Linked DNA regions of Homo sapiens: region 1 is linked to region 2. Evidence: read pairs that join two places in POLR2A ChIA-PET (ENCODE). Cell type or tissue: MCF 10A. All regions are shown on one strand. Each heading gives the region's core, and the rest is flanking DNA. Links, peaks and the distances in the headings are about the cores only. Region 1 overlaps HECW1 (HECT, C2 and WW domain containing E3 ubiquitin protein ligase 1). Region 2 overlaps BLVRA (biliverdin reductase A).

The links. ChIA-PET counts read pairs that join two places held together with the same protein. Peaks named below come from ENCODE experiments on the same cell type or tissue, not always from the same donor. Only the 100,000 strongest peaks of a DNase experiment are listed, where the experiment ranks them.
Region 1: POLR2A ChIA-PET joins it to region 2 with 5 read pairs; 3 of 35 experiments call an interaction of 5 or more read pairs at or near these places.

What each region holds. Positions count from the first base shown.
Region 1 is chr7:43,555,444-43,562,959 of GRCh38, forward strand. It overlaps HECW1 (HECT, C2 and WW domain containing E3 ubiquitin protein ligase 1), which reads left to right. Exons shown (of 30, transcript NM_015052.5): 30 at 6,372-7,516. The coding sequence ends at 6,483. Among named protein-coding and RNA genes, the nearest start is that of STK17A, 24 kb to the right of the region's middle. In MCF 10A, for the core only: no CTCF peak of the experiment used is centred there; a DNase peak (open chromatin) is centred at 3,948.
Region 2 is chr7:43,775,566-43,783,081 of GRCh38, forward strand. The region is part of intron 2 of BLVRA (biliverdin reductase A); the gene reads left to right. Among named protein-coding and RNA genes, the nearest start is that of BLVRA, 21 kb to the left of the region's middle. In MCF 10A, for the core only: no CTCF peak of the experiment used is centred there; a DNase peak (open chromatin) is centred at 3,623.

The sequences.
Region 1 (7,516 bases), core at 1,840-5,839, 220 kb before region 2:
AAGCACTGAAGAGACAGTTGTGCATAGGCGCTATAGTGAGAAACGCTGCTGCAACAGACAGAAGAAAAGATTGACCCCTATTATCTTTTGCTAATAGGATACGTTCGAATTATAAAGAAGCTTTGCATTTAACTCAGCTCTATTTCTACATGGCCACCCAAATACCTTTGCTAAATCCTTATTGCAGAAGGATTTACTGGACTATAGCTTTCACCTAGGTTTCCCAGATTTTCCCCGAGGACAATTCACCTGGTGTCGGTCAGCATTCATGGGCATGCCCAGCTGGTTAACCACAGCTGAACACCCTGGTGCAGGCTTCAGCCCTGGCTTCACCCACTCAGTTCAGCAGACCCTCAGTTCCAAGGGTCTTTGTTGTTTGCATGGCTCTACCAATAGCTAAACCTAGTGAATGTAAGTCTGGCAAGAAAAGAAGACTAAAAAGGCAGAATTTGCATTTGTTAAGTTGAATGATGATTTCAAGAATATAGTTATTTGGAAACATCTTGCTTTTATTTTAGAGAAATGCAGCTTGAGTCATCACTGATGATAGCATGCAGCTTGAGGAGGGGCTGAGCTACAACCACACACCTGCCCGTGGGAACCTGCAATCTAGGGAGAACACGGCCTGATAGTAACTAATCACAGCACAAGGTAGAATCAGAGGAGCACAGGGGGTAAGAGCAGCGTGCTGCGAGAGTGTGAAACAGAGCCTCCTAATCAAGTTGCCTAGAGAACATGCCACTAAAAAACTGGCATTTAGGGGAGGATTGGGAGGCAAGGAATAGGGAGAAGGGGGCTTCCAGGCTGAAGCAATAACACAAGCAAGGGCTGAGAGCGGGGAATGGCAGCACGTGTTCAGGAAGGTGCAGCTGGCCAGTGCAGAGGGTAAGATGCCCGGAGCAACATCACAGGGGATGCAGTTGAGAAAGAGTTTGGTGAGCCACAAACAAAAGACCCTGCTGTCTGGGCGCAGTGGCTCACGCCTGTAATCCTAGCACTGTGGGAGGCTAAGGCAGGCGGATAGCTTGCGCCCAAGAGTTCAAGACCAACCTGGGCAACAGGACAAGACCTCGTCTCTACAAAAAATTTAAAAAATTAGCTGGGCATGGTGGCATGCACCGGTAGTCCCAGCTATTTGGGAAGCTGAGGCAGGAGGATGACTTGAGCCCAGGAGGCTGAGGCTGCAGTGAACTGTGATTGCACCACCACACTCCAGGCTGGGCAACAGAGTGAGACCTTGTCTCAAATTAAATTAAAAAAAAAAAAGAAAGAAAAAAGAAAAGACCGTGCTGAGGAGTCTCTATTCTTTAGGAAATGAGAGTCATTGCTTCTGTTATCTGGGGTCACAGATTGAATGTAATTTCCATATTTGCTTTGGAAGCTTTGAAATACACATTAATATTATTAACCCACACAGAGAGCTTCTAAGGCAGACATTGGGCTTATGAACACGTTCTTCATATCTGAACCAAGGCACCCCTAAGAGGGCTGCTGCACCACAAGCCCCCGAGATGGTTTCTTGGGGAAGTAGGGACCTCTTCTTGGGACAAGAAGCAAATGCCTCTAAGAGGACACTGAAAATAACTCCCTGAATAGTGACCCCTGTCCAATCTCCTTTGGACAATGTCTGAAGATCAAAGAACCTAAAAAAATGTCATCTATGTGTGGATAGAAAGAAAGAACCTCTGACTTCCAGAAACTGTCGTTCGGGAAGACCTGACCTGACTATGGCAGGTGACAGGAAGCCCTGAGCAGGCAGGAAGCAAAGCAGACCCAGGGTGGCATGGGCTTCCCAGGTACTGTGAGCCACAGTGCATGTGGCCTGCACTCTGGGAGAGGCAGCCTTCAGCTCTTTCCTCAAGTCCTTCCTCTGCAGAAAGGAAAGGCAACTGGCTTCCCAGATGAGAGCGCCAGACACCGCCACAGCAAAACCCGGTCATAGCCCAGGCTACATAAAACCTTTGTGTCAGTCCAAGCCCCTGCCTGCTAAAAGATGTGTGAGGGCCAGGAGAAAGGACTTTGAGGGTAGAGGCTTCTGGGATATAATTTCATAGTTGAAGTAGATGAGAGGCAGGACTGTCACTGGAGTTGAGGTCAAGGAACTGGGGGCTTGGGTGTTCACCCTGTCAGCCATGTGGACTTAGTTGCCACACAGTCTGGTAGGAGGACTTGAAGTGGAAAAGAAGACTTCAGCAAAGTGCCAGATAATAGTCATAATAAGTTAGAAGTTCAGAGGGTCAGAAGGAACCAAAGATCTATCTGGATCACTGATTTTCAAGCTTCTTAAACCATAGTCCACAGAAAGAAATGCCTTTTATATCACAACTCAGGACATGCACATGTACTCATTTGCACATATGTGTGTGTATATCTGAAACTCAAGTTCCTCAAAACAGCACTTTACCCTTATTATCTGCAATAAAATCTATTTTCTGCTCTATCCTATTTCATTAAAATGAAATGCCAGCCAAAACCTATGGTTTTAAAAATAAATTATCTAAATGACATGAGATTCAAAGGAATGGAAACTGATCAAGGATTGCAAAAGTCATGACGTGGAATTGACAGCAGGGAGTGTGAAGAATGTCCATCCACGTCACAGCGTGTGGGGCAGTGAGCAATTTCCACCCATGAGAACTGGAGATGGGACACTAGGACCCGGAGGCAGCATCTGGAAAGAGCTTAAGGAGGTGGCAAAGTTTCTTTACTTTGAACAAGAGCTCAAAGGAGGACAGAGGAAAGGCTCAGAAGGAAAGAGAAGGGCAGAAGCTAGGTCAGAGTCGAAGTAGCACTGGGCAGTGTGGAGATAGAATAAAGGAGAGGGGAGAATCTTTGGGTTTACCTTTGGGGCAGGGACCAGGGATATCAAAGCTATGAGTCATGAGCAATTAACTGGCCTAAAAGTTGCAAACGAAATTCTAATATGAACATGTTTCACTGCAGATGTAAACTAAGCCCAGACCCAGGGTGGAGTTGGAGGCCTGGTTAAGTTAGTAGTTGGTTTACTCTGTAGCAGTGATTCTCAAAGTGGGGCTGGGGAAGGCGACTTTGCCCCTCTTCCCCCGCAAGAGGCAGTTGACAATGTCTGGAGACATTTTTGGTTGAGGGGAAGGGGTGCTACTGGTGTCCATTGAGTAGAAGCCAAGGATGCTGCTAAACATCTCACAATGCACAAAACAGCTCCCACAACAAAGAGTTATCAAGTTTGAAAAGTGAATCGTGTCAAGCTGAGAAATGCTGCTCTCTAGTACCTAAGGCCAGAAGAGGACCTACAAAGGAGGCCTGAGGGTGCCATCAGGGAGCTCAGCAGAGAAAATGGCAGCCATTGAGAAACCAAGGAGAAGCCAAGGAGGGAGATGTTCCAGAGGAAGAGCTGTCAAATGCTTTTAAAGAGCTGGAGCAGGTGGAGCGGTATGGGCTTCTGGATTTAGGGATCAAGAGGTTATTGGCAAACTTGAAAAAGAGTAAATTTAGAAGGAAAGAGAGCAAGGCCTATCTGAAGAGAACAAGGCTGTAGTTAGGCAGTGGAAGAAGATTGGCATGAAGGGAAGACACAACTTACATAACCGGCTGAACAATTGGCAGCAAAGAGGAGTGACTGCTGCCACTTTTGTGTGTTTCTAGACAACCTTAAAGTGGTCTCTAGTAGAGAGGAGCAAGACTTTCTTTGGCCCTGTGTTGGTTAACATTTCAATCTATAACTTGGAAAAATAGAGGAGACGGGGAGATCAACTGTGTAGATGACACAGTTAGAAGGATAAACAATACAGGGATTGGCACAACCCAATCCAAAATTATCTCAAAATGCTGGAACCCTAGCTTGACACCAATGGCATGGAATTCGACACAACTTAAAGACCCGTGCAGATCTCCAAAACATCCATCGCACCAAGTGTGAGAAGAGAGTGAGTCACCTGCCAGTAGGTCACGTGCAAAACTCCAGAGGCTTCAGTTGCCACAAGTATGACACGGTTCCCCAAATCATTATCACAATCATGGTTGCATTATTAAGAGAATCTTATGTTTAAATGATGATTCACAGGTTACAAAACGCATTTATGTGTGTTCTGGCGTTGATCCTCCCCATAACCCTTTGAGGTGCACGCAGCATATATTATTATCCCCACTTTACAAGTGAGAAAACTGAGGCTCAGGAAGATTAATTGACTTTTCCAGTGTCATAAAGCTGGTAAGTGACTAGACCGGGGTCAGCATAGAAGTCTTCCAAGCCCTGGTTTCTTGCTGTCCACTGCCCCACACCACCGGGCAATGCTTGGTTTGGTGCACGGGAATGAGGTAAGCAGGCACTCGGTGCTGTCAGAACCACACCTGGAGGGTGGTGAGCTCTTAGGAATGCTGAATTGGATCATGATTTGATTGTGTTCGTTCATTCTAGATGACAAACTAAGGGAGTTCACCAAGGCTCTAAATAAATGCAATAAAAGCAACTAGTAAGTAAACCATGAGTGTTCAGACTAGGTGCTATTCGTCAATGCTTTCTGTTTACTCCCAGAAATGATCTTTTACAGAATTAATTTGGTTCCAACTAATTTGTAAAGGTGATTTTTTTTCTGTAATATTTCCACTCATGAGTGCCAGTTAAAATGACCAGAGGAAGAAAACTATGAAGATGATGCCTGCTCCTATCTCGCCCCTGGCTAATTCAGCTAGTTCCAAAAGCATGCTTGGGATTTTTCACCCCACTTCGCCTGTTTAGCCATAGCCCAATGTATGTTCTAGTTTCATTGCAATCTTTTTAACATAGAGAGAAATCACTGTAACCATCCTACTCAATTTACTGAGTTCCCTTTCACTCAAATATTTACATCTAGGTAAAGTATTTCAATTATTTTCTTTTAAAGTAAAGGAAGGCCTGTTTGAATCTTAGATAATAATTTAAGAATTCTGCCAATCTGTATTCGTATGTTTCTTCCCAGTTATGTCTTTAAGGCCTAAGACCAGACACTCTACTGCCCTGTGCCTGCCTTTGGAGCTTGAGCGGGGAAAGGGACAGGGAGGAGGGAGGTAGGGGTTAGGGATAGTTCCCCAAGGACTGCCAGGAGGAGGAATGGGTGCTGGGCAGATGAAAACACCAGCATCCTCCCTAGATTCTCGATGGGCAGGAAACCCCACCTTCCCTCTTTCCTCTTCCCATCTTCCTTATTCCCAAAATAATCTCCCCCCGTAACCTGAGTGCTGCATCAGCCTGGGCAGTGATCTGATACTCTGATTTATATACTTTAAAACAAAGGTGTAAATAATACACAAGTCCCCTAGGGATCTTGTAATGAAAAGAAGAGTTTAATATCCCAAATAAAACTCTAATGAAGAGTTTAGTTTTGTTTGTTTCTTTGTATGTTTGTTTTGTGATTTGATTTTATTTGATTTGGTTTGATTTTAGAGTGCCCTTTTCTGTGCTGGTTGGTGTCTGAAAACACCATTTCAACACACCACCCTTAGGGAGGAAAAGGCAGGAAATGAACTTTCACCTGCACCCATCCACCTTTCTCTCTACTACGGTACAGGACTCGGCATCAGCCAAAGTTTCTGTAAAAACAAAGAACTTCTGGCAGGGAGCAGCTAGTCAGGTGATTCAAGGCTCCACAGCAGGGAATCTATGTGTGCTGGGCTTCTTGTACCCACTGCTGGAGAGCCACATGAGTCTTCCAGGTCCAGGTGTTAGCCTCTGGCGAGGAAGACATTCCTTGTCTAAGGCAGACACTGGCCATGCAGGAGGAAGCACATGAAGCAAGCTAGAACCCCGGGCGCCAGGACACTCCAGGCATCCAGAGAGGACTGGCTCACACGGGCAGCTTTTCTTGGAAATGCAGCACTTCGACTTTAGGTTCTGTGGGTTCTACTGGGGTAGAGGAGTCAGACTTGTCTCCAGAGCACACTTGACTTGAATGGAGAACTGGATCTCAGAATTCCAGGCCATCTCAGGTTCCTCTAAATAGATGCATGTGGTTCACAGAGGCTCAGAAATCAGAGCTGGGCAAGAAGACTTAGGAATATAATCCTTCAATACTAATTATATTTCTGCCTCCTTCATTGACCACATCAAAATTTGTAACTCATTTGCAAATCAGGCTGATACCATAGAGTTTATAATCAGTTTGCTAGTGTCATTCTAGTGTAGTTGGTTTGCTTGCAAATGCAAACAACCCATTTTTAGTTATTCCATTCCTTCCACCAGTCTATTCATTCTAGAGGAATGTGGCTCTTTAGTGTGCAATGTTTTATGGTGGTCCTAAATCATGGTCCTGCTCACTTTTGATTCCTTTTTGAATCACAACTTCAGACAGTCACAGATCCAGAACCAGTTGTATCATTGAAACAAACACTCTCACCAATCTCTTCTCCCCATTCAGGGCACACACATGCTTCAACCGACTGGATCTTCCACCGTATCCCTCGTACTCCATGTTGTATGAAAAGCTGTTAACAGCAGTAGAGGAAACCAGCACCTTTGGACTTGAGTGAGGACATGGAACCTCGCCTGACATTTTCCTGGCCAGTGACATCACCCTTCCTGGGATGATCCCCTTTTCCCTTTCCCTTAATCAACTCTCCTTTGATTTTGGTATTCCATGATTTTTATTTTCAAACCAAATCAGGATTGACAAAAGCTGTGCATGAAGAACTGCCTTCTTCTAAGATCTAACCTTCAGGCTTCTCTCCTCTGTTTTCAATGAACTGCTAGCCTGTATGCAATATTAAAAAACAGCTGTCTCAAGGTCTGTGTATATCTCCACATACCTCCATTACTAACAATGAAATATGAATGCAAGTTAAGCTACACTTGACCAAATGGTAATAAATGTTTACTTCCATTTCTATCATTGAAGGGAAAATGTGAGCATTAAGCACTCCAGGCTTTCATATGCCCATGTCTTCTGAGCAGAGCCACCATTTTTTATAATTTCTAATAACCAACTCCAGAACTAGGAGCTGATCAACTCTTTGTTTTCCTCTCCATCTACTTTTCCCTGTGCATAATATCCATCCAAAGGACAACAGTGGCAAAGCTGAAATTTTTATACATTCAACTCATGATTCACATGTGGCATCAGTCCCATCAGCCGGAACTAGCCTAGACATACGGTGCAAATATGACACTTCTAACGATTAACAACAGCAAGAAAACACCTGCTGCTGATGCAATGCAATGCATCCCAATGGTTGTGGGGATTGTGGGCTCAACTCAAGAGAAGTTTAGGAGGGGGAGCATCCCTAGTGAATACTCACACCACAAGAAGGACAAACTTGTGCACATGTCCAAGAAAGAAAGCTTCTTGATTGAGGTAGCATGAAGGATGAGGCTTCAGCCCCCATTGTCTTATGTAGAATGTGGCAATGCCAACTGGAGAAAGGGAAGAAGGACATATTACCTTGGTTTGAATCCCTGAGTTCTGTACTGTTCTGTTTTGTTTAGTCTAGCCACAGTTCTTCACAAAGGAAAAAAAAATGTGTAGATGATACCATGACTTTTGTTAAAGCCATGACTTTTGTTTGC
Region 2 (7,516 bases), core at 1,235-5,234:
ATCAATGTTCATCAAGGATATTGGTCTAAAATTCTCTTTTTTGGTTGTGTCTCTGCCAGGCTTTGGTATCAGGATGACGCTGGCCTCATAAAATGAGTTAGGGAGGATTCCCTCTTTTTCTGTTGATTGTAATAGTTTCAGAAGGAATGGTACCAGCTCCTCCTTGTACCTCTGGTAGAATTTGGCTGTGAATCCATCTCGTCCTGGACTCTTTTTGGTTGATAAGCTATTGATTATTGCCACAATTTCAGAGCCTGTTATTGGTCTATTCAGAGATTCAACTTCTTCCTGGTTTAGTCTTGGGAGGGTGTATGTGTTGAGGAATTTATCCATTTCTTCTAGATTTTCTAGTTTATTTGCGTAGAGGTGTTTGTAGTATTCTCTGATGGTAGTTTGTATTTCTGTGGGATTGGTAGTGATATCCCCTTTATCATTTTTTATTGCGTCTATTTGATTCTTCTCTCTTTTCTTATTTATTAGTCTTGCTAGCGGTCTATCAATTTTGTTGATCTTTTCAAAAAACCAGCTCCTGGATTCATTAATTTTTTTGAAGGGTTTTTTGTGTCTCTGTTTCCTTCAATTCTGCTCTGATTTTAGTTATTTCTTGCCTTCTGCTAGCTTTTGAATGTGTTTGCTCTTGCTTTTCTAGTTCTTTTAATTGTGATGTTAGGGTGTCAATTTTAGATCTTTCCTGCTTTCTCTTGTGGGCATTTAGTGCTATAAATTTCCCTCTACACACTGCTTTGAATGTGTCCCAGAGATTCTGGTATGTTGTGTCTTTATTCTCATTGGTTTCAAAGAACATCTTTATTTCTGCCTTCATTTCATTATGTACCCAGTAGTCATTCAGGAGCTGGTTGTTCAGTTTCCATGTAGTTGAGCAGTTTTGAGTGAGTTTCTTAATCCTGAGTTCTAGTTTGATTGCACTGTGGTCTGAGAGACAGTTTGTTATAATTTCTGTTCTTTTACATCTTCTGAGGAGTGCTTTACTTCCAACTGTGTGGTCAGTTTTGGAATAGGTCTGGTGTGGTGCCGAAAAAAATGTATATTCTGTTGATTTGGGGTGGAGAGTTCTGTAGATGTCTATTAGGTCTGCTTGGTGCAGAGCTGAGTTCAATTCCTGGGTATCCTTGTTAACTTTCTGTCTCGTTGATTTGTCTAATGTTGACAGTGGGGTGTTAAAGTCTCCCATTATTATTGTGTGGGAGTCTAAGTCTCTTTGTAGGTCACTCAGGACTTGCTTTATGAATCTGGGTGCTCCTGTATTGGGTGCATATATATTTAGGATAGTTAGCTCTTCTTGTTGAATTGATCCCTTTATCATTATGTAATGGCCTTCTTTGTCTCTTTTGATCTTTGTTGGTTTAAATTCTGTTTTATCAGAGACTAGGATTGCAACCCCTACCATTTTTTGTTTTCCATTTGCTTGGTAGATCTTCCTCCATCCCTTTATTTTGAGCCTATGTGTGTCTCTGCACGTGAGATGGGTTTCCTGAATACAGCACACTGATGGGTCTTGACTCTTTATCCAATTTGCCAGTCTGTGTCTTTTAATTGGAGCATTTAGCCCATTTACATTTAAAGTTAATATTGTTATGTGTGAATTTGATCCTGTCATTATGATGTTAGCTGGTTATTTTGCTCGTTAGTTGATGCAGTTTCTTCCTAGCCTTGATGGTCTTTACAATTTGGCATGTTTTTGCAGTGGCTGGTACCGGTTGTTCCTTTCCATGTTTAGTGCTTCCTTCAGGAGCTCTTTTAGGGCAGGCCTGGTGGTGACAAAATCTCTCAGCATTTGCTTGTCTGTAAAGTATTTTATTTCTCCTTCACTTATGAAGCTTAGTTTGGCTGGATATGAAATTCTGGGTTGAAAATTCTTTTCTTTAAGAATGTTGAATATTGGCCCCCACTCTCTTCTGGCTTGTAGAGTTTCTGCCGAGAGATCCGCTGTTAGTCTGATGGGCTTCCCTTTGTGGATAACCCGACCTTTCTCTCTGGCTGCCCTTAACATTTTTTCCTTCATTTCAACTTTGGTGAATCTGACAATTATATGTCTTGGAGTTGCTTTTCTCGAGGAGTATCTTTGTGGTGTTCTCTGTATTTCCTGAATCTGAATGTTGGCCTGCCTTGCTAGATTGGGGAAGTTCTCCTGGATAATATCCTGCAGAGTGTTTTCTAACTTCGTTCCATTCTCCCCGTCACTTTCAGGTACACCAATCAGACGTAGATTTGGTCTTTTCACATAGTCCCATATTTCTTGGAGACTTTGTTCATTTCTTTTTATTCTTCTTTCTCTAAACTTCCCTTCTCGCTTCATTTCATTCATTTCATCTTCCGTCACTGATACCCTTTCTTCCAGTTGATCGCATTGGCTCCTGAGGCTTCTGCATTCTTCACGTAGTTCTCGAGCCTTGGCTTTCAGCTCCATCAGCTCCTTTAAGCATTTCTCTGTATTGGTTATTCTAGTTATACATTCATCTAATTTTTTTTCAAAGTTTTTAACTTCTTTGCCATTGGTTTGAATTTCCTCCTGTAGCTCAGAGTAGTTTGATCATCTGAAGCCTTCTTCTCTCAACTCATCAAAGCCATTCTCCGTCCAGCTTTGTTCCGTTGCTGGTGAGGAACTGCATTCCTTTGGAGGAGGAGAGGCGCTCTGCTTTTTAGAGTTTCCAGTTTTTCTGCTCTGTTTTTTCCCCATCTTTGTGGTTTTATCTACCTTTGGTCTTTGATGATGGTGATGTACAGATGGGTTTTTGGTGTGGATGTCCTTTCTGTTTGTTAGTTTTCCTTCTAACAGACAGGACCCTCAGTTGCAGGTCTGTTGGAGTTTGCTAGAGGTCCACTCCAGACCGTTTGCCTGGGTATCAGCAGCGGTGGCTGCAGTACAGCGGTGGCTGTAGAACAGCGGATTTTCGTGAACCGCAAATGCTGCTGCCTGATCGGTCCTCTGGAAGTTTTGTCTCAGAGGAGTACCTGGCTGTGTGAGGTGTCAGTCTGCCCCTACTTGGGGGTGCCTCCCAGTTAGGCTGCTCGGGGGTCAGGGACCCACTTGAGGAGGCAGTCTGCCTGTTCTCAGATCTCCAGCTGCGTGCTGGGAGAACCACTACTCTCTTCAAAGCTGTCAGACAGGAACGTTTAAGTCTGCAGAGGTTACTGCTGTCTTTTTGTTTGTCTGTGCCCTGCCCCCAGAGGTGGAGCCTACAGAGGCAGGCAGGCCTCCTTGAGCTGTGGTGGGCCCCACCCAGTTCGAGCTTCCCGGCTGCTTTGTTTACCTAAGCAAGCCTGGGCAATGGCAGGCGCCCCTCCCCCAGCCTTGCTGCCACCTTGCAGTTTGATCTCAGACTGCTGTGCTAGCAATCAGCGAGACTCCGTGGGCATAGGACCCGCCGAGCCATGTGCAGAATATAATCTCCTGTTGTGCTGTTTTTTAAGCCTGTTGGAAAAGCGCAGTATTAGGGTGGGAGTGACCCAATTTTCCAGGTGCTGTCTGTCACCCCTTTCTTTGACTAGGAAAGGGAACTCCCTGACCCCTTGCGCTTCCCGAGTGAGGCACTGCCTCGCCCTGCTTCGGCTTGCACACGGTGCACTGCACCCACTGTCTGGCACTCCCTAGTGAGGTGAACCCGGTACCTCAGATGGAAATGCAGAAATCACCCGTCTTCTGCGTTGCTCACGCTGGGAGCTGTAGACCGGAGCTGTTCCTATTCGGCCATCTTGGCTCCACTATCCTATCTTTCTCATCCCCTGCAAGGCAGGCTTCTCAAAAAAGATACCTGCAGTTAATTTCTCCGTTTTCTCTTCCCTGGGTCATTCTCAGCCTGTTGCAGTCTGGTTTCTTTTCCCATATTATATACCGAAATGAGTCTTGTCAGGGTCAATGATGATCTCTGTAAATTTTATAAAAATTTATTTTGTAATAATGTAGACACATGTTCATAGTGTAAAACTCAGGCTACAGAATGGAAAACAGCCAAAAGTAAGTCTCCCTATTACGTTATCTTGACCAGCCCTGCCCCACTTGGGGCTGACTTCTGGTAACCACTTTCTTGTGCCTCTGACCTCCTTATCTGAAGGCCCCTGTGGCTCACCCTGTGGCTTGCTCTAATTCTTAGGATCTTTTAAGTTCTAAAGAAACAATAGAAGCTTTGCATTAATATTAAGCTTATACACCCTGGTCCAGGAGCAGTTCCATCAGTCATCAGTGATCTCTTCTGTCCTTTTTGATGGCTTTTCCTCTTAACCTTGTAAGAACATGCTAGACTTGGGTCCTCCTCTGCTGTTCCTTACATATATATATTTTATATTTTTTTTCTTTTTCTTTTTTTTTGAGATAGAGCCTCATTCTGTCACCCAGCTGGAGTACAGTGGCGTGATCTTGGCTCACTGCAACCTCTGCCTCCCGGGTTCATGCGATTCTCCCACCTCAGCCTACCAAGTAGCTGGGATTACAGGAGCACCACCACACCTGGGTAATTTTTGTGTTTTTAGTAGAGATGGGGTTTCACTATGTTGGCCAGGCTGGGCTTGAACCCCTGACCTCGAGTGATCCTCCCACCTCGGCCTCCCAAAGTGCTGGGTTTACAGGCATGAGCCACCATGCCTGTCACTCATCTCAGTCACAGCTGCCACAGGGACCCCAAGCCCGTTATAACCCAGGCTGTACTTTCTGCTTTCACCTGCCCCAAATCTGCTCCTCCTCGAAGGGCCATCTGTGGGCCAGGCGCTCCAGTCCCCTCACTCTGTTCCCACAAGCCAGCAGCCAGTGACCAAGGCTGTAAATCCTGTCATTGCCTTGATGTAGTCACCAATATTTATGTGACACCATACTGTACCAGACTCTAGACCTGGCTTGATGGCTCTAATGGTAAAAATGTAAGTGTGGTACTCATGCTCATGGAACTTATCGCTAAGTGGGACCACCATATCTTTCCAGTCTGTCCCTTCCTTATCCTACTTCCTGCCTCCTCATCACTTCCTCACTTACCTAATTCTTTTCTTCTTCTCCTTTGCTTTCCTCACCCTCCTCTAGGCCATTCCCTCTCCCTTTTGGAAGGCAGGGGGAAGAGACCTCAGGCACAGGGACGGTCCACACACCCAGTTCCTGACACATTGCCTCTGTTGTGCTGTGCAAGGCCCCGCTCTCAGACTTATTTATATTTTATTCATTTTCTCTCCATCCCCATTCTCACCCTGCCAAAGCCAACTATTCTAATGAATTAAGTGGTTTTCCTTTTTTATTTGTGTATGTTCATGAAACATTTTGTTTTTGTGCAAATACCTTCTAAATTTATATACAGTAGGCTGGGCGCCGTGGCGCATGCCTGTAATCCCAAAACTTTGGGAGGCCGAGGTGGGCGGATCAACTGAGGTCAGGAGTTTGATACCAGCCTGGCCAACATGGCGAAACCCCATCTCTACTAAAAATACAAAAATTAGGCGTAGTGGCACATGCCTGTAATCCCAGCTACTCAGGAGGCTGAGGCAGGAGAATCACTTGAACCCAGGAGGCAGAGGTTGCAGTGAGCCAAGATTGTGCCATTGCACTCCAGCCTGGGCTACAGAGCAAGACTCTGCCTCAAAAAAAAAAAAAAAATTATATGCAGTAAAACTGCCTCTTTTTTTTTGGTGTAGAGGTTTACCCATTAAAACACATATGTGTAACCATCACCCCAGGATGTCAGGATGCAGAACCTCACCCCAAAACATTCTTTTCTGTTGCCCCTTTATAGTCACAACCTCCCCTTGCTACTGACCCCTGGCAACATATATCACCTCCTGTGTGATATACTTTTTTTTTCCTGAAACAGTCTCACCCTTGTCACCCAGGCTGGAGTGCAGTGGTGTGATCTCAGCTCACTGCAACCTCGGCCTCCCGTTTCAAGCAATTCTTCAGCTGCAGCCTCCCATGTAGCGGGGATTATAGGAGTGGGCCACCACACCCAGCTAATTTTAGTAGAGACTGAGTTTTGCCATGTTGGCCAGGCTGGTCTTGAACTCCTGACCTCAAGTGACCCAAATGCCTCTCGACCTCCCAAAGTGCTGGGATTACAGGCATGAGCCACAGTGCCCAGCCTGATATACTTTTAATGTACATAATTGTATTTTATATCATTTATATCTCATTCTCCATTTTTCTGTATGTTAAAGATATATAGTTAATCTGCTACACAGCAGCCCAGAATGTGCATCCATTTAGTCCTAACAAAAGGCCTAGGAGCAAGATGCTATTATTACCCATTTTGTAGATGAGGAAAATGAGCAATAAGTCAATTGCTGTAAGTCACAGGGGGTTAAGGAGCATCACAGAGATCTAAGCCCTGATGTTTTTGACCCATGAATGCCTTTGTTCTTGCCTATATCCAGCTAATCCCATCCATCCAGTTCAAATGTCCTTTGTACTGCACAAACAGTTTTCTCAAGAGTCCTCTCTCGGGAAGTCATACCTCCCTCTTATGAATTTCCATTGTGCTTTATGTATCTTTTCTTTCGTTACCTTCCCCTCCTGCTTTGACTGTAGCTGTCGGGGTGCCTCGCTCATCTTAGCATCCCCATGGCATCTGACTTGATGCCTCATGCATAGCTTATCTTCACTAATTATCAGTTGACTAAATGATAGGATGATTCAGAGACTGTTAAGTAATCTTCTAATGCAATCCAGAGCTTGGGAGGGTCAGTGAAAGTGTAGAGAAAGGAAATCATATGACAGAAATTTTCAAGCAAAACTAGTTGTGGCCCAGAGGCTGGCTGGAGGGAGAAAGACAGAAGAAGGACCATCGGCCACAGTCGGGCTTTGATCCCAGGATGTTTGTTGAATGCAGGAATGACTCCAAGCATTTAAAGCTGGGGGCTGCCAGGATTCCTAGAGCTACTGGCTTTTGCCCAGAAGTTCAGAGTACAACCTGTCAGGAAGGGTGGATAATTGGAGTTTAGCACACAGCGTGAAGATCCAGGGCGCGGTGGGAAAGCCAGGTTGAAATGCCTTGGGAATGCGGCTTGGAAGAGAGGATGGCCCACAGCTCAGGATGCTAGGGTCTTTGGCATAGAGGTGGTCATGGAAACCCTGAGAATGAGGGACCCCCATATTCTGGGGACATGGGAGAGAGAGAAAAATAGAGGGATGAAGACTGAGCTTTGGGAAATATGCACATCTTGGGTAAAATGAAGAAAGAAAGTGAAATGTGAAAAGAAAACCTCGGTAGCATGAGGTAAGAGAAGAAAGGAAGGAGTGAGTTTGAAGAAGGTCCAGGTAAGGGTCACTCATGTCTGAAGTCCAGGAGGATGTGGCTGAGAAGAAGCCCTTGAATGTGATGAGAAGGTCTTGGATGACCCACGGTGAAGCAGGGAGGTATGGGAGTGAAAACCAATTGCAGCAGGGCCAGGAGGGGTGAGAGGAGTCTGGGGCACTTGGGGTCATTGGACAGGGCAGGGGCAGGGGCAGCAGAGGACTCTGAGCACTGTAGAGGGAGCTCCAGGAAGGGAAGCGGGAGTGAGCCAAGGCGCTATACACTGCAGAATT